Linked DNA regions of Homo sapiens: all the other regions are linked to region 4. The links are chromatin contacts, found by Hi-C or POLR2A ChIA-PET in ENCODE. All regions are on one chromosome and are shown on one strand. The core of a region is the stretch at or near the end of the contact, and the rest is flanking DNA. Distances in the headings are between cores, read along the strand shown. Region 1 holds the start of INPP5F (inositol polyphosphate-5-phosphatase F). Region 2 holds the start of TIAL1 (TIA1 cytotoxic granule associated RNA binding protein like 1). Region 3 has its middle 21 kb from the start of INPP5F. Region 4 holds the start of WDR11 (WD repeat domain 11).

Region 1 (5,825 bases), core at 1,170-3,669, 1.1 Mb after region 4:
AAAGCACAGGGGAAAAGTCCAATAAAATAAAGAGAATTTTAAATGATTCCATATACAGAAAAAGATCTGAAAAGCACTTATTCAATTAAAATGCCATTCTTAAATAGCCATTAGTTAGAAAGGATCTTCAGTCCTGGACAGGATAAACTATAGGAAAATCAAGTGCATGGGATTCTTTATTCCCTGGCTATCCTGAACACCTTAAGATCAAAACTGGCTGTTACTTCTGAAACATGGCCTCTTCCTTCCTCCAGACATTTGGTCTACTTGGTCTGTGGCCCGCTATATTCTAAAAAGTATGCCAATCTCAAGTGCAAAGGCTATAGCTACTTTCCTCCCCCAAAAAAGTTTTAAATTTGCCTTCTGACATGGACTTTGAACAAACAGTAATCCAAACTGCATGGCTTCATCCAAGAATCTAGGCGCAGGTTAGCCTTTATAGTTCAAGAAACTGGGGTGTAGAAAAGTTTGTTGTCAGATGAGTTGGAGACGATCTTAAGTCCCATCCAGTTCTAATAGTCTAAGCTTTTAGAATCCAAGGAGTTGACTCTTTTGACAACCTAGGAATTTTGAAATCTGCTTTACTTCAAGCTGTACTGAAGCCTTACCCAAATTTGGGGGAGTGAAAGGAGGGAAGGGGAGAAAGCCAGACAAATGGTCAAATCAGAGAAGAGAATGACAGAAGACTGGCCAAAATTAGCCTATCCATAATAACTCTATCCCGAGATCATCAAGAACTTTATCTGGGCCAAGGAGTTTATCCTCCATTCTGAAAAGAGGAAATACAACGTAATAGCAAGAAAATATAGACAGAGCCTGAGGAAAAAAATAAGTTATCCTTCACTGCTCTGGCAAAGCAACTAGTAGGCCTTCCTAAGAAAGCAGTGGGGCCTGCCCAAAAGTGTTCTGGAGGTCACAGAACTGCCCTGTGTCAGTGTCTCAACTCTAGGCTGTGACCCCGAACGAGTTACTAATAACCTCTCACTCCTTTCTCCTCACCTGAAAAAGAGGATCCCACACGTGTCCTGTAAGGTTGCTGTGGGGATTGGAAATAATATGTTAAAGGGCCTGTCCTTAAAAACCATCCTATAAGTGATACCACGCTGTGATCTGAAAAGCTCATCTGAACCTTTTATCCTTTTCAATTCATATCATGTAATCCTTCTGTCTAGACTGCACATAAGAATTACAAGTAAGTCTGAAAAGCTCTGGCTCCTTCCTTAAAGAACTCTATCCTCTCGCTTTCCCTAAAGTGGAAGAATCTCTGAGTGATATGAGGAAAGGATTAGCAAGCCAAAAGGGGCAGGTGCCACCCAGCCCCATCTTACAAGAAACTGGACTGTCAGCGCTCTGAGGGCAGGGACTGCTCTGTTTAAACCACGACTGCACACACATTTTCCTAAAGCAAGCTAATTGCAGACTTAAGCCTCTCCGAACAGCTTACATGACACCCAAACATGGACCCACAATACATTTTGTGTCGCACAACATCAAGTCACACAAAAATCTCAAAATTATACATTACAATACAATTTAATTGTGCTGTGGTATTAAAGTCAAAGACAAAGGCTTTAAACCGAGTGCCTATGAGGTAACCACAGTAAAGTCACACCTTTAATAATAAGGGACCAAGAACACACGGGATGGCAACAGGGAGTGAGTGTCCAGCAGAGCCCTAGACGGAACTGGCGCAACCGCTCCAGATCGGAATTCGAACCCAGAACTTCTGGCGAAGGCCATGTAAGAACTACTCCAAGGAGGAAGAGGCCTTTACGGCCAGGTGCACCTTGCTGGAACTTTCTGCCGGAGGGGACCCCCTCCCCTCGGCCTGGGCCCCAAGCCCCAAGGGCGGCCGCGTGACGCGGTGGGAAGGACGAGGGTCGCCAGCCCCTTCTGCTCCGCACTGGGGTAGGGGCTCGGCGCTGTCTCGGAGAAAGGCCAGGCTCCTTCCAGTCAGGGAATAATGACAGCTCGCGCGCTCGCAGCCCGCCCCGCCCCGCCTCACCAGGCCCGCAGGCGGCTCCTCCCGCCCGGCTGAGGGGTCCGGCCGCGCCCCCTCCTCTCCCCGCCCTGGCCCGGGGTGCCCCCCGCCCGCACCGCCAGCCTCACCGGGTCGGAGCTGGAGGCCGCCGTCGCGGCGGCTGCACCACAGCGCGCGCTCGCCCTGCTGCAGGATGTAGTGGTCCTTGGCTTGGAAGAGCTCCATGCTGGCCCCGCGCGCCCAGGGAGGCGGCGGCCCGCGGGCGGCGCACGGGGCGTCCTAGTCGGTCGAGGCCGCCAGAGCCCGCGCCTCGGGGAGCGGCCGGGTAGGAACCGCGCCGAGAAGCAGCGGCAGAGGGAACGCCCCGGGGCACCCGACCGGTAGGAGGAGAACGCGCCCCGGCAGCGGCGGCGGCAGCGGCGGCCGTAGAGGCCTCTCCCCCCCGCTCCTCCCCTTCCCTGGCTCCGCCCCAGGCCCGGCTCCACCCCCTCTGCTGGCTACTCTCCCCGAGCGCCCGGCTCCGCCCCTCAGCCTCCTCCTCCTTTCAGCTCCCTCCCGCTTCCTGCCCTTTCCTCCGCCTTCTCCCGGGTGTCTCCTCCCAGCTCCTCCCCGCGGGTCTTTCCTCCTCCCTCTCGTCCTTCCGCCCGCCCCTCCCGCTCTTGCCCAGGCCCCTCCCCCGGCGCGCCAGCCTTCCTGTCGTGGTCACCGGTGGCAGCTCGGGAGCTCGGCCGAGTCGGTCTGGACTGACCGCCTCCCTCCGCGCGGCCTTGGGGACAGGCGCCCACCGCTGGGGCCTCCCCTCCGTGCAGGGAGGCGCTCACGCTTCGCCAGGCCGAGACCTGAATCCAACCCCACACCCGCTCTCCCGGAGCGGTGCGGGGTACGTTCCCCGCGGGCCTGCGCTGCCTGCCCGTACCGAAACCAGGCGAGACCCCGGGGCCTGGCTACAGGGGTTCATCCCCAGCCAGGCCCACAGCCAAGCGGAGGCGTCTTCTGTTTTCGTATTCCCTATTAGAAGTTTGACAACAGGAGGCATTCAATAAATGCACATCAACGAGGGAAAGCATGTAACAATAGAAAACACACAAGCATTAGCAGCACGCGGCTAAAGAGCGAGGAGGAAGGGAGGAATGTACAGGTGCTGCTGTGTCCCGAATTAAGCAGGGCGGTTTGGAGAAGACTTCACAAATGGAGCCAGTTAATGAAGCAAGCGGAAGGAATATCGTTTGGCGAGGATAAGATGAATGGAGACCCTCTCGGGGAAGGAGGAGTCTCCCCCAAACATCCTTGAGCTCAGTCTGTCTTGAAAAACCAGTTGATATCCTGAACAGAATGGGTCTGGAGAATGAGGCCCCCACTTCCGGGGCCAGTTCGAGGACTATCTAGCTGTGTGATCTTGGGGAAGTCTCTTGGTCTCAGATGGTGGTTGAACTAATGACCTTTTATGACACCCCCAGTTCTATAAATCATTGAGTCTTCCTACTCCTAACTCCTTGCCTTCTCTAATGCCTGAATCGGAAACAAGAGAAAAAGACAAGAAGTAGGAGATGAGAAAAATAAGGCAATACTTTTTTTTTTTTTTTTTTTAGTTTAGGAGCGGAAGTTTATAGGCAAAAGAAAAGGGAGAACAGCTGTCTCTCTTGCGAGAGAGAGGAGTGACCGAATGGGACTTCTCAGAAAGCAATACTTTTAACCTTCTGCTCAAGTAAAAGTGAGAGGGTACAAAAGCAGGAAGGAGTTCCACATGACTAGTTATTCCAGCCCACAGTGTTGAATTTCCATAGCACAGAAAGTCCAATGATAACAAAGCGTCCTGGAATCTTTTCTAAGTACCATGCCTCTGTGCTGTCCAGACACCTCAACATAAAGGTCGAGGGAGGTGGTTACTCTATCAAATCTTTGTGATGTGATTTGGAGAAAGAAGGTAATGAAGCTATAAGAAGCTTCAGTGGAACCATCGGTTTCAGATTGATTGTTTAATTCAGCCATGTGTTGACTTAGCAAAAATGAGAATGAGAAAATCCTATGAAGACATTGTATCCTGCAAATTATTTCATTATTGTTTTATGAATTACATTGCCAGATGTGAAGAAAACAATGCTGTTGTAACTGTTTTAAAACAATTAATTAGTTCATTGAAACTTTTCCTGATGTTTTAGATCCATGGTTCCAACCCTGGCTGCCTATTAGAATCACCTGGGGAATTTTTCAAACATATCAATGCTTGGACCTTAGACCAATTAAATCAGAATTTAATTGGGGTGGGGCTCTGGCATCAGTTTGTTTATTTTTTCTAAGCTCCCCAGATGACTTTACTATGCAGTCAGGCTTGAACACCACTATTTTAAGTGAAATTAATTAGTAAAATCTGCCTGACAGCAGCTTGGAAAAAAACAGCAGTCAGTCATTAACTAATGCCATCATATGGGCTTGGTTACCTGTAAATGCAGAGTTAACAAGCAAAGTCTTTAGGAGAGAGGAAAACATGGAGGGGAGATGCTTCTGTAATTATCTGACCCCAATGCACACTGCTGTCTCCCTCAGGCTCCAAACACATGCTGTGGGGTAGGCACAGCTCTAGCCTGGCTGAGCAGAGTGAAAAGAGCACATATTTTCTGTCCCTGGTAGATGTCACATCCCCAATCTACTGCCACAGTTGCCTTGCCTTGTTTCTGCTATGAACTTCCTGAACCTTGGCCACTGCAGCCTCTCCACTCCCTGGCTAGCCTATCCTCGGCCTGTGGCTAACTTGCCAGCCTCATCACCCTCTTCCAGCTTCCTAATTCAAGGTCCTCCTGCCCCGATGCCACCCAGGTTTTAATGGAAAGTTCACGTGATGCTGCTCTCCTTTTTAAACACAGATGACCATCATACATATTATATATCTTCTTTTACGTGTATGGCATATATATGCTAATTTAAGTATAATCACTAAGGAGTTTGGTTCTAGCCAGTTCTGTGTGATTTTGGTCAGTTCACTCAATCTCTTTTGATCTCAGGGTCCTTATTTATGAAAAGAGATGATCACTAAGTGTTCCCTTCCAGTGCTGAAATCAATGTGAGGAAATGTGTCCACGTAGTTAAACCTACACAAATGATGGTAAATAAGCCAACTGTGATTATCGATTTAGCCCTTCAATATCTCTGAGATCTTTGGATTAGATTTTGGTATCCTCTGGTGAGATTTGACTTTAACATCATCTCCTGTCTTCTGTCTACTTGTCCATAGTCTTGTTTGTTGTCTGTGATAACTTTCTTCAGTCTTGTCTATGAGAAATCTCCCAAAAGAAGAGATTTATATTTATATAAATATATTCCCCCCTCCCCCAGCCTGCCTGGAGGCTGCTAATGTTGCAGGTCAGCAGTCCAGGTGGCTTAACTTTGTTTTTTGTTTTTTGTTTTTTAATTTTTTTTTTATTGATAATTCTTGGGTGTTTCTCACAGAGGGGGATTTGGCAGGGTCATGGGACAATAGTGGAGGGAAGGTCAGCAGATAAACAAGTGAACAAAGGTCTCTGGTTTTCCTAGGCAGAGGACCCTGCGGCCTTCCGCAGTGTTTGTGTCCCTGATTACTTGAGATTAGGGAGTGGTGATGACTCTTAACGAGCATGCTGCCTTCAAGCATCTGTTTAACAAAGCACATCTTGCACCGCCCTTAATCCATTTAACCCTGAGTGGACACAGCACATGTTTCAGAGAGCACAGGGTTGGGGGTAAGGTCACAGATCAACAGGATCCCAAGGCAGAAGAATTTTTCTTAGTGCAGAACAAAATGAAAAGTCTCCCATGTCTACTTCTTTCTACACAGACACGGCAACCATCCGATTTCTCAATCTTTTCCCCA
Region 2 (6,029 bases), core at 1,652-4,151, 1.3 Mb after region 4:
GTAGCTTGAGAGCTGTATTAGTCTGTTTTCACACTGCTGATAAAGACATACCCCAGACTGGGAAGAAAAAGAGGTTTAATTGGACTTAGAGTTCCACATGGCTGGGAAGGCCTCAGAATCATGGTGGCAGCAAGAGAAAATGAGGATGATGCAAAAGCGGAAACCCCTGATAAAACCATCAGATCTCGTGAGACTTATTCACTACCACAAGAACAGTCTGGGGGAAACTGCCCCCAGGATTCAAATTATCTCCCACCAGGTCCCTCCCACAACACGTGGGAATTATGGGAGTACAATTCAAGATCAGATTGGGTGGGGATACAGAGCCAAACCATATCAATAGCTCTTTTTAAAAAAATCACTGAACAATATTTCTTTGCATGGATGTACCACCTTGTACGACAGTTTATCCATTCACTTATATCAAGGACATCTTAGTTGCTTCCAATTTGGGATGATTATGAACAAAGCTGCTGTAAACATTTGTGTGCAGGTTTTTATGTAAACATGTTTTCAGCTCATTTGGGTAAGTACCTAGGCATTATGTTTAGTTTTGTAAGGAACTGACAAGCTGTCCTCCAAAGGGGCTATAACATTTTGCAGTCCTACCAGCAAAGAATGATAGTTCCTGTTGCTTTTCATACTCACCAGCACTTGGTGGTGTTAGTGTTTTGGATTTTAACCTTAATAATTTCACTGCCAGTAAACATGCCCATTTTAACCATTCTAGTTTGTAGTGGGCATATTCTTTTTACTAAGTTAAAAAAAAACTCAAATATACATGTATATACATATGATTTTTAGGACTATGTACATGTGGAATAAAACCTTGTAGAAGGAAAGCAATAAATAGTAAAGACAGGATTCAGAAAGATGGTTACCCCAAGCGAAGGCAGGGGTGTGTGTTATTGTGTGTAGGAGGTATAGCATAGATACAGATATAAACTCGTGTCATTATAACTTTTTAGTGTGGTGGGTTTGTGGCTATAATCAAAACTAAAGTAATAAAGGTGGGTGCGGTAAACTGAATAATGGTCCACCAAAGATTTCTATGTCCTAATTCCCAGAATTTGGGAATGTTATGCTAAAAGGGACTTTGCAGATGTGATTAAGAATCTTGAGATAATCTTCGCCCAAAGTAATCACAAAAGGTTCTCGTAAATGAAAAGGGGTGGCAGGAGAATCACGATGTACGTACAGAGGCAGAGAAGAAAGAAGATACTATGCTTCTTTTCTTGAAGATGGAGGATGGGGCCAAGAGCCAAGGAATGCAGGCAGCCTCTAGAAGCTGGAAAAGGCAAGGAACCAGCCCTGCCGACACCTTGATTTTAGCCCAGTGTAACTGATTTTGGACTTCTGACTTCCAGAATTGTAAGAAAATAAATTCGTGTTGTTTTAAGTATCTAAATTTGCAGTAATTTGTTACAGCATCAACAGGAAACTATCACAGCGGGCCAGGCATGGGTTAATGAATTGGATTATAATTAAATCCAGTTCTACACCTAGGTCCAATTAAAAACATAGACAAAACCTTTGAGTGGCTCCTCACTGCCTGGAAGAGAAAGCTCAAATTCCTCAGCATGAAATAGATTCTTGACAACACGGTTCTACAAGGTCCTCTCTAGCTTTAGTTCCCTTCCCCCCGCTCCCGCCCGCATCCCCAGCCCATACATTTTAGCCATGGGTCCTGGCGTCTGAGCCTTTTGTTGTTCCTACGGACTCTTATGGGGCTCAACTCCTTTGCCGTGTCTCTATGAAGTCTTTCAGGTTGAAATTTCCTCCCCTGAAAATGGACAACATAAGGGCTTGCTGCATGGTTGATTCTGCTTTCAAGATTAATGTTCAGTGGCACGCATACGCACCGCCACTTGCAGAGGTCGACATGCACTTAGTACATGTCGGCAGAAGCAACTCTTAAGCCATTACTAACCGGGGCAGTTAAGTTCTGGCAATGGGCTGAAAGATCTTTCTTCATCGCCACTCTTCACTAAGCTACAAGACCAAGTACTTTCTCCTGAAGGTACTTAGAGGAGGAAAAAAGCACACCAGGAACTGTTGTGGGGGGTGAGAAGACAAATTCTACAGGGATGCAGAGCTAGTATGAACATGGCTTCCCCTATCTTCATGCAAAACTGCGTTTCTAGCCCACATGACTGATGTCTGTAAACGCAACTTTATGTTTGTGCACGTCTCTGCCCAAGGATTTTTTTTTCTTTTAACTCCAAGAATACGGGGGGAGTTGGGCAAGTCATTATAATAGGGCTCCTCTTCTTACCCCACTATCCGATGAGACATTTGATAGGGAAACCTCTGAAACTTGTAAAGCAATTTACAAGCAGGCCACCTACTTGTATTTAACAAATAGGCTAGAAATACCTATTTGTGGGAAATCGAGTCCCCAAAACACCCCAACCCCTCCGGGTCCCCGCCAGCACAGCCTCTCTTCTGACTGTCGCGCGAAGCGGCGGTTGACTAACGCGAGCCAGCCGTTCTGATGAACACAGGAGGGCCGGACGGCCCTGCTGGCTCGGACACCACGCGGAGGGAGAGTGCTGCCTGAGCCACAGTTGAAGAAACCGCTCTCGGGCTGGACGAAGGCGGAGCAGCAGCTCAGACTGGGCCAACAGAAGAGCCTTACAATGCCTGGAGCAGTCCGAGGACAGCCCCCGGCGCGAGGAACTCTGGGACTTGTAGTTCGCTTTCCCAGACAGCGCTTTTCCCCACTTGGTCTCCCCGCCTTTCAATGTCGCTTTTATTCTTCCCTTTACCTCCCAGCCCGCCGACTTCCTGGTCGTCGCACGTCCTCACGTATGACTACACTACCCAGAAGTCTCCTCTTCACGTCCCAGCGCGGGTGGGCGCCGGCGGCTCCTCTTAACCACAGGTTCCAGAAGTCCTCTGCAGAAGTGCTTCCCTCTCTCATTTCCAGGACCACAATTCCCAGAGACTTCGGCTTCACGACGTTTCTCTTTTTGCCCGATCTCTCCCGGAGCTGGCTGGGCTTCGGCCGGCCAGAGGCCCACAGCGACGACGTGATCCGTCGTGAGCGGGTCCCAGGGTTTCCTCGGCGGCCCTTTTTTCTCTCCCCTCGGTCGTCCCCCTTGCAGGCTGTCGCGGCTGGCCTGAGCGGTGACCTGGCGGGTCGCGCCTGCGCTCTGCCCTGTTTCCTGCCTGGCTGGTGGCGGCGGCCATTTTGTTCATCCTCCTCCTCCTCCTGCTCCTCCTGGTTGGAGCGCAGTGTCCGGAGCGGGCTGGGGGGAGAGAGCCCGAGAGCAGGGTTCGGTGCCTTTTCCTCTGTCCCCAGCCGGTGCCCAGAGCCCCCCTCCCCTTCCTCCCCACCCCCTCCCCTCCCCAACCCTGCCCTCCCCCTTGTCCCGGGATCGCTCCGTCGCACCCACCATGATGGAAGACGACGGGCAGCCCCGGACTCTGTGAGTACCCGAGACGAGGGGTGCCAGGCGCCAAGAGGCCCGGGCACCGCGGGACGCTAAGGGAGGGAGCAGGAGAGACTGGGCCGAAGCCGGGACTCTAGGCGGCTCCCTGACCAGGGCGGCGTGGACGCGAAGTGCATTCCTCATCTGTCCCCTTTTCCTTGGGAAGGAAATCCTCCCTTCCCCCAAACAGTCACTTCCTGGGGTCTGGGGCTTGTCTCGACCTTTTTCTCTGGCGTCCTTCTTTGCATGCCCTCCCTAGGCCGGGTTTCTGCACGGCTGAGGCTGTCAGGCCCAGGAGAACTCCTGCACCCCCTCCGCGTTGGACGCCCTGGGCTGGGCCTGGAGCTGCCGGCGCCCACGGGGGAAGGGCCTGGCGGGGGTAGGATTGGGGGTGGGCCCGGGGGTGGGCCCCGCGGGCCCTGAGGAATTAGCACTCACCCCTTCCACGTCCTCAGCTCGAGTCGCTCCCAGCTCTTCTCCCCAGCTAAGCTCTCGGAGGAAGCAGGACACTCTTTCACCACTCAAGCCCCTTCTCTCTTTATGCCCCACGTGCCCCCGCCCACGCTGTCAGAAACACCCGCCTAGCGCCCGCTACTTTTGAAGTACATAAGGGATACCTTTTGCTGCCCGAGCATCTTTCCCTTCTTGGATAAAGAAGTTTACTTTGAGCGCTCCCTACGCTAAACTGACAACCAGTTGTTAAACTCCTTTTGCTCTCTAGGTGTTGCCTCTTCCTAATCTGTTTGTGCGTCGAAAGCTTCAGAGTTGGCTAAAATTATGTCTTCATCCGCTATTTGATGTGTGTCTTCTGAACGCTTTTTCTCCTGTCTTGCTGTTGCTTTTTACCTGAAGCTCAATCTAATGAATGAATTCCATCTTCCAACCACTTAATTCTGGTTTCCTTCCTTTCCAATGAAGAGTGATGACTCAGCATTTGCATTCCTTTCTGAATAGTGTGGCACTCCTTTTCTCTGCATCTTTTTTTTTTTTTTTAAGTCTGAATACTTTTTAATTAAATGTTTAAATTGGGCACCCTAATTTCCCGGCCTCTCCAGGTCTAGCACTCCTACCTTGAGTACCAAGGAGTCAGATCGCTGCTTTGTTTCTCTTGCCTCTCCTGGTATTGATAGGATCATAGTCCACTTGGCTCTGCTCTCTGATGGGGAAATTGCTTTTTAGGGAATAGATGAAGGTGGAGGGGCACTCGAGAAGTTTGACTAGCTTCACATCTCTTCACTCCTACCAAAGAAAGGATGCTCAGTAAAGAAGATAGATGTTCAGTATTGATAGAGATTTTTTTGGTGTGGCCTTGTACAGGAATAAATGTGTTCTCTAACGTCTCACTGAAGTATCCGTCCCGTTTTGAGAATCTGAGGCCTACTGAAGCACATCCAATGCTTCAATGAAACGCCTGCTTAATAGAACGTCTTTGTGTTTTGTGTTGTCTTCCATTTCTGCCTTCTCTCCCTAGAAGAAAGAATTGGGACACACTTGAAATTTGTCCTTCAGGCCGGGCGCAGTGGCTCACGCCTGTAATCCCAGCACTTTGGGAGGCCGAGGTGGGCGGATCACGAGGTCAAGAGATCGAGACCTTCCTGGCCAACACGGTGAAACTCCGTCTCTACAAAAAACACAAAAATTAGCTGGGCGTGGTGGCGCGCGCCTGTAGTCCCTGCTACTTGGGAGGCTGAGGCAGGAGAATCACTTGAACCCAGGAGGCAGAGGTTGCAGTGAGCCGAGATTGCACCACTGCACTCCAGACTGGTGACAGAGCGAGAGTTCGTCTAAACAATTAAAAAAAAAATTTTATCCTTCAACATCTGTTGAAGCCAAGACTTGGTGTTGAGTTACAATGTGTACTTTGATATAAGCATCTGGGAAAGCTAGGCTTAAAGACTAGCTAACATGTATTTAACAAAGATAAAAGTTACATTGTATCTAAAAATCTGAAGTATCATCACACACTGAATGATTGATAAATACTCATGGCAGGGGTCTCATTTACTGTATCTGTTCCTTACCAAGAGGAATCTCTGGTTTTGTAGTGCTAAAGAATGTGCTTTTTTGATGTCTTTTATTTATCTTTGCATCTGCCTTGCCTTCATCCCTATCAGAGTTTCTCCAGGGGAATAATAAGCTAACTTCTTTGTCACTTATTTCCTTCCTCTACCTTCTCTAATCTCTTGTTCTTTCTTTGAAACAGTTAAGTTGTCTATGTTTACAGTTCTCTAAAACTGTGACATGTTCATATGAATAAATAAACATCTTAACTCTGTTGTTTTGTATGTCAGTACGTGTTTACTATTCTGTCTTCCTTTTTCCTTCTCCCACCCTTTTCCATAGGGCCTTTTTTTTTTTTTAAGAGAAGGACTACTACATCTTCCTAGGTCTTACCCCCACAGCACTTAGTTCACTGCCTGGAACATAAGAGGTACTCAGAATTTCTACAGTGATTATACTTCTTTCATTAAATTAGTATTAAGTTCTTTTTTAAAAGTCCTGGTTGAACTAAGATTGTAGGCAGACATTACTGTCACATGTGGTGCAGTCTGTTGACTTTTATATATTTTTTAAAACCTTCAAATGTAAAATCTT
Region 3 (5,668 bases), core at 2,933-5,432, 1.1 Mb after region 4:
GCTCTGTTGCCCAGGCTGGAGTACAGTGGTGTCATCACAGCTTACCACAGCCTCAACCTCCTGGACTCAAGAAATCTTCCCACCTCAGCCTCCCAAGTAGCTGGGACCAAAGGCATACGCCATCATGCCTAGCTTTTTTTTTTTTTTGTAAAGTAGGGTCTCCCTATGTTGCCCAGACTAGTCTCGAACTCCTGGGCTCAAGTGATCCTCTAGCCTTGGCCTCCCAATGTGCTGAGATTACAGGTGTGAGCTACCACACCCACCCAGTTCTCTTCTTATAAGGGCACCAGTCAAATTGGATGTTGGGCCAACCCACAGGCCCACCCCCCTAATCCAGTAGGACCTCATTTTAATGACTAATTACATCTGCCAAAAGCCCTGTCTCCAAATAAGGTCACATTGACAGATTCCTGGTGGACATGAATTTGGGGAGAACACTAACCCAGTAAACATGCCCAAGGGGGATTGTACTTTTTTTGAATGGCTTCTACTGCTCCCTTTAATATGCCAATTCCTATGTCACTGATATGTTTGGTTGTGTCCCCAATCTCATCTTGAATTGTAGCTCCCATCATTCCCGTGTGTTGTGAGAGGAACCCAGTGGGAGATAATTGAATCATGGGGGTGGTTTCCCCATACTATTCTCATGCTAGTGAATAAGTCTCATGAGATCTGATGGTTTTATAAGGGGTTTTCCCTTTTGCTTGGCTCTCATTCTTTCTTGCCTGCCACCATGTAAGATGTGCCTTTCACCTTTCACCTTTCACCATGATTGTGAGGCCCCCGCCCCCACCCAGCCACGAGGAACTGTGAGTCCATTAAACTTCTTTTTCTTTATACCCAGTCTCGGGTATGTCTTTATCAGCAGCGTGAAAATGGACTAATACAGTTACTCAGAAAGAAAAAGTCATATAGAGAGTAATAGAAGCCTGTCTAAATTAATCATATTGTTTCCTTCTATTTTTAAAGAGTACAGATCTATTTACTCTTAAGGAAAAGTAAAACATCAGCCATGAGGGAATGAAGTATAACAGCAACCAAAGTGTTAAATAGTGACTATTTGCAGCCTCTCCCTCTGCCCCCACTACCTGAGTATGTTTTATTGTTATTCACACTTCCTCTCCCCTTCCCTACTCTCAAGAAGGCTCCATCTCTGCAGCCATCCTGTATCTGATGACTTGCTCAAAGCTCTCAAAGCTGTATGGAGCAGATGGCCAAATCGATGGCTTTGTCATTCATCCTCCTTCCCGCCCCTCCCCCTACCCTTCACGCTGAACTCCAGAATGGGGAAGATCATATGGCCAGGACCCAGCTGTCTGAGACTGCTCAAGCTGCCATGACAAAGTGTGACAGAGTGGCAGGCTTAGCCAAGAAATTTACATCCTCACACTTTTGGAGGCTAGAAGTCGTATTAATCCATTCTCACACTGCTACAAGGACATACCCGAGACTGGATAATTTATAAAGGAAAGAAGTTTAATTGACTCACAGTTCTGCAGAGCTGGGGAGATTTCAGGAAAGTTGTAATCATGGCGGAAGGGAAAGCAAACATGTCCTTCTTCACATGGCAGCAGCAAGGAGAAGTGCAGAGTGAAGCAGGGAAAAGTCCCTTATAAAACTATTATATCTTGTGAGAACTCACTATCAGAAGAACAGCATGGAGGTAACCGCCCCCATGATTCAATTACCTCCCACTGGGCCCCTCCCACAACATGTGGGGATTATGGGAGCTACAGTTGAAGATGAGATTTGGGTGGGTACACAGTCCAAGATCAAGGTGTTGGTAGGGTTGATTTCTTCTGCAATCTTTCTCCTTCACTTACCATTGGCCTCTTCTTGCTGTGTCCTCACATGGTTATCTCCAGGTTTATGTGTTGTGTGTGTCCTAATCTTCTCTTCGTACAAGGACATCAGTCATATTGTATTAGGGCCCAACCTATTGACCTCCTTTTACCTCAGTCAGCTCTTTAAGAGCCCTGTCTTCAAACCCAGTCACAGTCTGAGGTACTTGGGGGTTTGGACTTCAACACGTAGATTTTAGGGAGGCACAATTCAGCCCATACCACCAGCCAAAGATCTTATCATCAGCTTACCTGCATCTCCCTCCTCCCCCCATCATTCCCTACCTTAGGGCCCATCCAAATTGCCCTACAAAATGTGGAGTCCCTTCTCTATGCACAATATGAAATATATGAAATAATATAGACATATAGAAACCAGATACTTGCAACAACCTATTCATGACTGATATACCCTTAAGGTTCTTGGACAAATGGGAGTACCTATTAAAAATGATTCTTTCAGGCCAGACACAGTGGCTCACACTTATAATCCCACCACTTTGGGAAGCCAAGGTGGGAGGATTGCTTGAGCTCAGGAGTTCGAGACCAGCCTGGGCAACAAAGCAAGACCTTGTATCTACTAAATTTAAAAAAAAAAAAAAAAAAATCAGCCAGGTGTAGTGGCAAATGCCTGTAGTACCAGCTACTCAGGAAGTTGAGGCTGGAGGGTCGCTTGAGATCAAGGCTACAGTAAGCTATGATCGTGCCACTGAGCTCCAGCCAGGGCGACAGAGCAAGACCCAGTCTCAGTCAATCAATCAATAAGATCCTTTCAGAGACATCTTGAAAATATTTTTTAACTGAGAAAGTGGAAAAAAAAAGTCAAGAAACTGACTTAGTTTCATTATTAGTCTAATCTAAAATAACAGGTTTGCTGTGTGCTAAAAATAATACTCAGACTCTCTGAATGAGTAAGCCCACTAAGAATAAACAGGGTTTTTTTAAATCATAAAAATGTCAATCATAATCAACACCTAATGTGGGAAAGTATCTTCCTCTTAAAAATATTAAGAAGGTGGCTGGGTGCAGTGGCTCACGCCTGTAGTCCCAGCACTTTGGGAGGCCAAGGTGGGTGGATCACAGGAGTTCGAGACCAGCCTGGCCAACATGGTGAAACCCTATCTCTACCAAAAACACAAAAATTAGCTGAGTGGGAGGCACCTTGTAATCCCAGCTGCTTGAGAGGCCGAGGCAGGAGAATCACTTGAGCCCAGGAGGCAGAGGTTGCAGTGAGCCAAGATTGCGCCATTGCACTCCAGCCTGGGCGACAGAGCAAGACTCCATCTCACAAAACAAAAACAAAAACAAAAAAAAATTAAGAAGGTGAGCAATGAGCAACAAAAACGTCTAAATTTTGCAGACAGAATAAGAGCCCAAAGGTTGTACACACTGAAAAACAAAACCGAATAGCTATTCATATTTTCCTTAAGGTTTGAGGACAAAGAAGCTCTAGAAGAAGGTTATACTGGAGCCAGAAAGGAAGCATACAAAAATATCCCTATCTATTTTTGTAAAGACAGGGTCTCACTCTGTTGCCCAGGCTGCTCTTGAACTCCGGGCCTCAAGTGATCCTTCTGCCTCAGCCTCCGAAAGTGCTGGAATTATAGACGTACCCCACCACCTGTGGCTGAGTTTCTCTTTCAACCGACAAATAGAACCTTTCTTGGAGTTAGAAAGTAGGAGATCAGGAGCTTCTCACTAATGATGGTGTAATTCAGCAATGGATCCCTTTTCGGGTCATCAGCTTAGTGTCAGTTCCTGGTTCTATCTGACTCATTGCAGTAGTGGGAGGTTTCGAAAACTTGAAGTCAGGAGGGTTTACATCAATTTCACATATTACAAACAACAACAACAACTCACAGCGCTAGGGAGGCATCCCATTCTACTCATCTTTACAACCTGACAAGAACAGGAATACATTCAACAGAAATATTCTTCTCTGCTACGAACAGATTGAAATAAATACCTGAGTTCCTGATAGAATGGAAAATAACAGCTTTCCATAGGTGCGGAATCACCAATGACATCAGAACAAAAATTATTGCTCGGTACCAAGGAGAAAATGTCTTGAGGACAAGATGTGAATAACAAGTTCAGAAGAAGGGAAGGTCAGTCAAAAAAAAAAAAAAAAAAAAAAAGCAGCCTCCTGGGCGACAGAGCAAGACTCAAAAAAAAAAAAAAAACGAAGATGAAGGATGATTATCATGCTACCTCTAAATTTCTACAGCAGGCTCCATAGAGCTCAAAATACTTTAAAGACGTATTTTTATTCTGAAGTAGCAGGAAGGAAATATCAGCAGCGTTTACAGATGTTGAAACTGAAGCATCACATCATTGGGGGATGCCCAGTTCTCCCTGCAGCATCTACTAGCTGTGCAGGATGGGGCCTACAGAGTGAGTTTCTGTCTTTCCTAGGAGCTTACCAACTCAGTCATCAGAAGGTTTCCCCAATCCAAATATATATTATTTTAATGTAAAAATAGAATATGTTGGCAGGGCGTGGTGGCTCACGTCTGTAATCCCAGCACTTTGGGAGGCCAGGGCAGGTGGATCACGAGGTCAGGAGATAGAGACCATCCTGGCTAACACAGTGAAACACCGTCTCTACTAAAAATATAAAAAATCAGCCAGGCATGGTGGCGGGCACCTGTAGTCCCAGCTACTGGGGAGGCTGAGGCAGGAGAATGGCGTGAACCCAACAGGCAGACCTTGCAGTGAGCCGAGATCGTGCCGCTGCACTCCAGCCTGGGCAGCAGTGCAAGACTCCGTCTCAAAAACAAAGAATATGTTAATAATTATATTAAAATTTCCATCAGAAACCTCAAGGCTATTGAGAACCAGGATTAATCTACTGATTACAATAAGAGAGGGGGCTGGGCACAGTGGCTCATGCCTGTAATTCCAGCACTTTGGGAGGCTAAGGTGGGAGGATTTCTTGAGCCCAGGAGTTTGAGACCAGCTTTGGCAACATAGTGAGACCCCATCTCTATAAAACATAAGTGAATTAATAAATAAAATAAGAGAGGGGACAAAGAGATGTGGTCATTTGGTCAGTGTATTGGTTTTCTAGGGCTGCTGTAACAAATGACCATAAAGTGGGTGGCAGTAAACAACAGAAGTGTATTTTCTCACAATTCTGGAGGCTAGAAATCCAAAATCAAGGTGTTGGCTGGGCCAGGCTCCCTCTGAAGGCGCCAAGGGAGAATCCTTCCTTGCCTTTTCCAGCTTCCGCAGGCTGCCTGCAATTCTTGGTGTTCCTTGGCTTGTAGATATATCACTCCAATTTCTGTCTCATTTGTCACACGGCACTCTCCCTGTGTGTCTGTATCAGTGTTCAAATTTTTCTCTTCTTATAAAGGTACCAGTCATTGAACTAGTGTTCCAGTAAAACCTCATCTTAACTTTTTTAGATCTACAAAGGATGTATGTCCAAATAAACTCACATTCATAGGTACCGGGGATTAGGACTTGAGCATATCTTTAAGGGGACATGATTCAGTCAGCAATAATCAGTTTGAAAACAAGATATTACTACCTAGTGGTAAATACACTCAAAACTACCAAAGGCCATGACTCTCCCCCCAAAAATGGAGATAGCATCATCTTTACTGTTGAAATAGCCCAGAATGTCTTTCTGAATAAGCTCTCTCTAGATGTTCTTCCCACCTCTAAGACTCATGATTATCTATGACTTAAAACTTACCGTCTCACAGACTCTCTCTCTATATGCAGCTTTTCCATTACAACATTTTCACATCCCCATCCTTGAAGCTGGTAACTGTGTTTTTTGTTGTTGTTTTGTTTTTTGTTTTTTTCCAGAGGAAACT
Region 4 (6,055 bases), core at 3,027-5,526:
AAAGCTAAAGCTCTAAAATTCTAAGAAAAAAACAAAGGTATATATCTTCTTGATATTGGAGAAAGCAATGGTTTCTTGGATATGGCACAAAAAGTACAAGCAACAACAATACAAAATAATAAATTGGACTACATCAAAATGAAAAAGTTTTGTTCTTCAAAAGACACCACCAAGAAAGTAAAAAGACAACCCACAAATTGAGAGAAAATATTTGCAAATCATGTATCAATCCAAACATATGACACAAAAAAGTCTAAAAATAAACAATTCATAAATTATGCGCTTTTCTGAATAGCATGATGAAATCTCCCACTGTCCTGTTCCATCCTGCCTTAATCATAAATCATCCCTTTGTCCAGAACATCCATGCTGTATACACCACCTGCCCTCAGTAGCCATACTGATTATCAGATCAACTGTTGTGATATCTCAGTGCTATGTTCAAGTAACCCTTATTTTACTTTATAATGCCCCCAAAGTGCAAGAGTAGTAATGCTGATGTATTGTTATAATTGTTCTCCTTTATTATTATTAGTTATTGTTGTTAATCTCTTATTATGCCTAATTTATAAACTTGATCATAGGTAAGTATGTATGAGACAAAACAGTATATACAGGGTTTGGTTTATAAACTTTATCATAAGTAAGTATGTATGAGAAAAAGCACAATATATATAGGGTTCAGTACTATCCAGGGTTTCAGGCTTCCACTGGGGTCTTGGAACATTTCCCTTCTGGATAAGGGAGGACTACTGTATACAAAGAAATCTTACGACTCAATTATAAAAAGATAAATAATACAATTTTAAAATGGGCAAAGGACCTGCATAGACATTTCTCCAAAGAAGATATACAAATGGCCAATAAGCACATGAAAAGATACTCCACACCTTTAGCCATCAGGGAAATGCAAACCAAAGCCACAATGAGAATCAATTCATACCCATTAGGATGGTTATAATCAAAAGAACAGAGAACAGCAAGCGTTGGTGAGGATTTGGACAAATTAGACTCCTCATACACTACTAATGAGAATGTTAATTTGGAAAACAGTCCAGCAGTTCCTCAAAAAGTTAAACAGAGTTACCATATGAGTCAGTAATTCCACCCCTAGAAACATACTCAAGGGAAATGAAAACACAGGTTCACACAAAACTTGCACATGAATGTGCAAAGCAGCATTATTCGTAACAGGCAAAAAGTACAAAATATCCAAATGTCCATCAATAAAATAAATGTGATACATCCTTACAGTGGAATATTATTCATCAGTAACAGAGTATTGATATATGCTACAACGCAGATGAACCATGAAAACATTATCCTAAGTGAAAGAAGTCATGCACAAAAGACCACAAATTATATGATTCAATTTATATAAAATCCCCAGAATGGGCCAGTCTACAGACACAGAAAGTAGGTCAGTGGTTGCCAAAGGATGAGGGAAATGGGGGAAATGGAATATGACTGCTAGTGGATATAGGGTTTCTTTTTGAGGTAAAAAAGTTCATTGTAATTGTGGCTGCATTAACTGTGGATATACTAAAAGCCACAGAATTGTGCATTTTAAGTCAGTACATTTTATGGTATGAGTATCTCAATAAAGCTATTATTTAAAAAAGAAAAAGACTCCAAATCTCTATCTCTAATCCTGACCTATCTCCTAAAGCCCGGATCACTATAATGCAATATATTACAGGCATCTCAGATTTTGCATGTTGAAAACTTAAAAATTCACTGACTTCACAGATGCTTACCTCTGATAACTGGAAACACTGTCATTCAATTACACCAAAAGAAACCTTGGAGTCACTCTATTCTCTTACTCTCCTTTATACTGATCACTATAAAGGCTATCAGGTTTACCTCTTTGCTGCTCTTAAACATGACTTCTCCATGCCCCAGCTTTATTTTAGGCCCTTAGAATTTCCCACCAAAATTACTGCAGAAATCTCCTAAATGATCTTACTGCCTCCAGTCTTGCATTTCTTCAGCAGATCCTCCACTGCTGCCAGAGTTTTTCTAAGACGCGAATATGGTCACATCAATCTCCTACTCAAAAATCCAAATTCCTGCTGGGCGCGGTGACTCACACCTGTAATCCCAGCACTTTGGGAGGCCAAGGCGGGTGGATCACGAGGTCAGGAGCTCGAGACCATCCTGGCTAACATGGTGAAACCCGGTCTCTACTAAAAATACAAAAAATTAGCTGGGCATGGTGGTGGGTGCCTGTAGTCCCAGCTACTCAGGAGGCTGAGGCAGGAGAATGGCGTGAACCCAGGATGTGGAGCTTACAGTGAGCCGAGATCATGCCACTGCACTCCAGCCTGGGCGACAGAGTGAGATTCTGTCTAAAAAAAAAAAAAATCCAAACTCCTTCGTAATCTTACAAAACTTCAGGACAGACAGCTGAATCTCTCTGGCTGCCTCTTATTTCATCACTCCTACAAGTGTCCCATCTTTAGCCATCTTTATGGCACGCTACTTACTTCTGTGTATATTCTTGCTTTTCCCTGCAATGCTCCTTGTCAATTTTTTACTTGGCTAACTACTGTCTACTAGTCTTGAAACTGTAGACTTCTGTGACTCTCCTCACAACCAGGCAATATGCAGCTCCTCTGTTTTCTCACAGCGTGTTACGCAAGTCTCACTTATCACACTATCACGCTGTGAGTCTTCCTTATAAGATGGAGAATTATCTGAGGGCTTTCATCTCCATATCCATAGCATATGGTAAGTGCTCAAAACTAAGGAATGACTGAGTGGTCTTGTAAATGGTAGAACTTTCATCTGCCTTAAAATGATCTAACAACTAGCATTTAATAACTCACCCTGTATTGACATTAAGTCATATATATGAAAATTCTAGGCTACCCCAAATAGGTTGTTATATTTAAAAGCTATTCAACACTTACACGTAAGACTTAATGAGAGCTTAGTGATACACAGTATTAAACTTTAGACTAGACAACATGTTAGCGTCAAAGTGGGATTTTACTTACCTTTACAACATCAGCTTTATGCTTTTCTAAAACTTGAAGAGTTTGGGCAGTAATGGAATCAATCACTACCACAAGTGAATGACATCCATAAGCAATTAAACCTTGCCAGCCCCTAGCAAAACAGTAATGTTAAAGTTTAAGTACAGAACAAAGCAGGACGACTTCTTTCTTGCCAAGCCTAAATAAATGATAAGTCTAATTCATATGTACCACCATTAATAAAATCATTTAAACCCAAAGGCCAGTATTTATCATTATCCCACTTAAATAAAAGATCTGGCTAAGCTTAAAATGCTTGTTGAAATTCACTTTTCATTCGGATAAAAAAAGTTCTAAAAGATATGAAAATAGAGACCCGAGGACATAAAAAGGAACTTGTGCCCTCTGACTGTTCTTGTAGGCATACGTCTTTCGCTTATCCGATTTCTAATCCTTAGTATCCACAATGTGCCTGGGGATACTGCGACTAATCCTAGTCCTTCCAACTAAATAAAACGACAAACACTGCACAAGACGTTTCAGTCCTCCTAACAACATCCCACAGCCACAGAATTTTGCTTTACATTTGTCTAATGAGTAGTTTTCAGAGCTGCAGTAGTAATTTATAGTGAAAGGAGAGAGTAATAAAGACGACCTGTTGAAGGCAGGAATGTTCTACACAGGAGGAGCCCGAAAAGAGGTGAAAAGGACAGGTGAAAGAACAGGCGCCTAGCACAGGGTCTGGCACATTGTTGAAAGACAACAGGAATACAAGACAACGAAAAAGAAAAGACAGGATGGGAAAGAGAAAGTGCACAGGGAATTAATGGTGGAGAGAGAGAAGCCTGGAAGCTGGAGGAGAGGAAAAGAGAGAGGAATGGAACGGCAAAAGGGCGAGGTGCAGAGAAAACAGCAGAGAAATACGCGAGAAAGAGGGGAAATGTATTTGCATGGGGGAATTTCCCACACGGGGCTATTATCACTTTTGTAACAACAAAAATCCACCAACTGAAAGCAAGCTCATTGCGTGAGGGCGGCTCCCTGCCTTAGCGAGGCCAAACTAACCAGGGGGTGAAACCTCTTGTCCTTCCCCCTTCCCCCTCACACATTCCTGGCCGATCCTGGCGACCTGGAAGCTCGGCGTCCTCACCAGTCCACCGCCGCCTTGTTGTGGGCGTTGAGGGCCCCCGTGAGGGTGCGCGCCGACACCTTGAAGTTCACTGTGTAGGGCAACATCCCGGCGGCCAGCCCAGGACCTGGGCGCTGACCCGCAACCAGGAAGCGGCGGACACTGTGCTTCCGTTCCAAACAGAGTCCGGGTGGCCCCCTCGGCGCCGCTGTCAGGTTCCTCTAGATTCAAGTTCTACAGGCTCCGGGTTCCACCGCTCCCGGATTCCATCGCCCCCAGGTTCCGTTGCCTTCAGTTTCCTAGGATCCTAGGTTCCGCACTCTCCAGAGTTCCGCCGCTTAGGCGGTTGTGCTAATCTGCGTCAGCTGGGGCTGTATTTGGAAGAAGAGGCGCTGCCTCCAGTCAAGTCTGTTTTTTTCAGGTGGGGACTGTAGGCCTTTGTGCCCTGCTGGAAATCGTGAAAAGCAAGAGAGAAGAGTCCCAGTTATTCTTGCTGCCTTTGATAAGTGAATTTAGGGCAACTACTAGTGCCAGTAGGCATGGGGGATCTACCGATGAAGAAGACACAAAGTCTCCGCTCTCGTGGAGTTTACAGAGAATAATGAATGAGATTAATTAAGAAATGAATGAGATTAATTGAATGAAATTGCCAGACTGAATGAAGTGAATGGCCTGAATATAAACAATTTCCAAATACAGATAACACTGCATATCTGGTGTTTGCAATACTCCCTTCGCACTTGAGGAAGAAGCACTATGTCTGGGGCCAAGTGTGACCCTTTGTCTGTTGCTGGGTACCTTTCATTTCGCACTTTCTCCTCTGCTGCTCTCCAGGTCAGACCCAGTCCTTCCCTCCTTTGTGTTCAGTGTTGGGTTTATACGCTTTAACTATAGCACTTAATGCAATGATTTCTTTTCAGCAATGATATTTGCAGATGTGTGTTTCTCTCCCCAATACATTGTTAGTTTCATGCGCGTCCGTGTGAAGAGACCACCAAACAGGCTTTATGTGAGCAATAAAGCTGTTTATTTCACATGGGTGCAGGTGGGCTAAGTCCGAAAAGAGTCAGCGAAGGGAGATAGGGGTGGGGCTGTTTTATAGGATTTGGGAAGGTAATGGAAAATTAGTCAAAGGGGGTTGTTCTCTGGTGGGCAGGGGTGGATCTCACAAAGTACATTCTCAAGGGTGGGGAGAATTACAAAGAACCTTCTTAAGGGTGGGGGAGATTACAAAGTACATTGATCAGTTAGGGTGGGGCAGGAACAAATCACAGTGGTTGAATGTCATCAGTTAAGGCTGTTTGTACTTCTTTTGTGGATCTTCAGTTACTTTAGGCCATCTGGATGTATACATGCAAGTCACGGGATGCGATGGCCTGGCCTGGGCTCAGAGGCGTGACATTCCTGCCTTCTTATATTAATAAGACAAAACAAAATAGTGTTGAAGTGTTGAGGCGGCGAAAATTTTTGGGGGGTGGTATGGAGAGAGAATGGGTGATGTTTCTCAGGGCTGCTTCAAGTGGGATTAGGGGTGGCGTGGGAACCTACAGTGGGAGAGATTAAGCTGAAGGGAGGTCTTGTGGTAAGGGGTGATATTGTGGGGATGTAAGAAGAAACATTTGTCGTATAGAATGATTGGTGACGGCCTGGATACGGTTTTGGATGAATTGAGAAACTAAATGGAATAAGAGAAGGAGAAAAACAGGTATAAAAGGTCTAAGAATTGGGAGGACATAGGACATCTGATTAGAGAGTGCCTAAGGAGATTCAGCATAGTCCTGCCAGCAAAGATTATTTATTTACTTCAAGAGTTTAGAGTGGCAGTTTGGGGATAGCACCAGGAGATATCAGCTGTGATGGCTTGGAGAAACAGTGTAAACCGGCAGTGTAAACAAGAGCAGGGCATGTATGAGTAGTTGAGAATGGTGAATAGGAGTATGACTAC

Evidence for each region. A loop is a pair of places that touch in the nucleus more often than their neighbours do. ChIA-PET counts read pairs that join two places held with the same protein, here RNA polymerase II (POLR2A). Pooled maps may share reads with other maps.
Region 1: a loop to region 4 is called in a map with no recorded cell type, with 7 times the contacts of the local background. The contact joins the promoter of INPP5F here to the promoter of WDR11 in region 4. A Hi-C loop is called at or near these places in 3 of 37 single-sample maps with no recorded cell type and 6 of 50 pooled maps. POLR2A ChIA-PET finds 5 or more read pairs at or near these places in 1 of 52 experiments (activated T-cell).
Region 2: a loop to region 4 is called in a map of CD8-positive, alpha-beta T cell, with 8 times the contacts of the local background. The contact joins the promoter of TIAL1 here to the promoter of WDR11 in region 4. A Hi-C loop is called at or near these places in 1 of 168 maps with a recorded cell type or tissue (CD8-positive, alpha-beta T cell), 3 of 37 single-sample maps with no recorded cell type and 10 of 50 pooled maps.
Region 3: a loop to region 4 is called in a pooled map, with 24 times the contacts of the local background. The contact joins the enhancer-like site here to the promoter of WDR11 in region 4. A Hi-C loop is called at or near these places in 2 of 37 single-sample maps with no recorded cell type and 5 of 50 pooled maps. POLR2A ChIA-PET finds 5 or more read pairs at or near these places in 1 of 52 experiments (activated T-cell).

The regions. Positions count from the first base shown.
Region 1 is chr10:119,722,644-119,728,468 of GRCh38, reverse strand. It overlaps INPP5F (inositol polyphosphate-5-phosphatase F), which reads right to left and starts at 2,419. Exons shown (of 20, transcript NM_014937.4): 1 at 2,110-2,419. The coding sequence starts at 2,206. RefSeq lists a silencer at 1,991-2,760 and an enhancer at 3,371-3,420.
Region 2 is chr10:119,593,836-119,599,864 of GRCh38, reverse strand. TIAL1 (TIA1 cytotoxic granule associated RNA binding protein like 1) reads left to right here and starts at 2,901. Exons shown (of 12, transcript NM_003252.4): 1 at 2,901-3,431. The coding sequence starts at 3,400. LOC105378512 (a long non-coding RNA gene) reads right to left here and starts at 4,301. Exons shown (of 2, transcript XR_946358.3): 1 at 3,873-4,301; 2 at 59-3,251. RefSeq lists enhancers at 1,689-1,778, 1,674-2,671, 2,669-3,258, 2,672-3,670 and silencers at 3,269-3,378, 3,789-3,888.
Region 3 is chr10:119,702,610-119,708,277 of GRCh38, reverse strand. No RefSeq gene overlaps it. Among named protein-coding and RNA genes, the nearest start is that of INPP5F, 21 kb to the left of the region's middle. RefSeq lists enhancers at 3,321-3,600, 4,231-4,280, 4,291-4,340. Within about 2 kb of position 4,182, at least 6 of the 41 ENCODE cell types and tissues checked have a DNase peak (open chromatin) inside an H3K27ac peak, as active enhancers do.
Region 4 is chr10:120,849,583-120,855,637 of GRCh38, reverse strand. WDR11 (WD repeat domain 11) reads right to left here and starts at 4,276. Exons shown (of 29, transcript NM_018117.12): 1 at 4,132-4,276; 2 at 3,003-3,114. The coding sequence starts at 4,217. It overlaps WDR11-DT (WDR11 divergent transcript), which reads left to right and starts at 4,459. Exons shown (of 3, transcript NR_033850.1): 1 at 4,459-4,944. RefSeq lists enhancers at 3,792-3,851, 3,546-4,089, 3,862-4,331, 4,492-4,611, 4,090-4,634.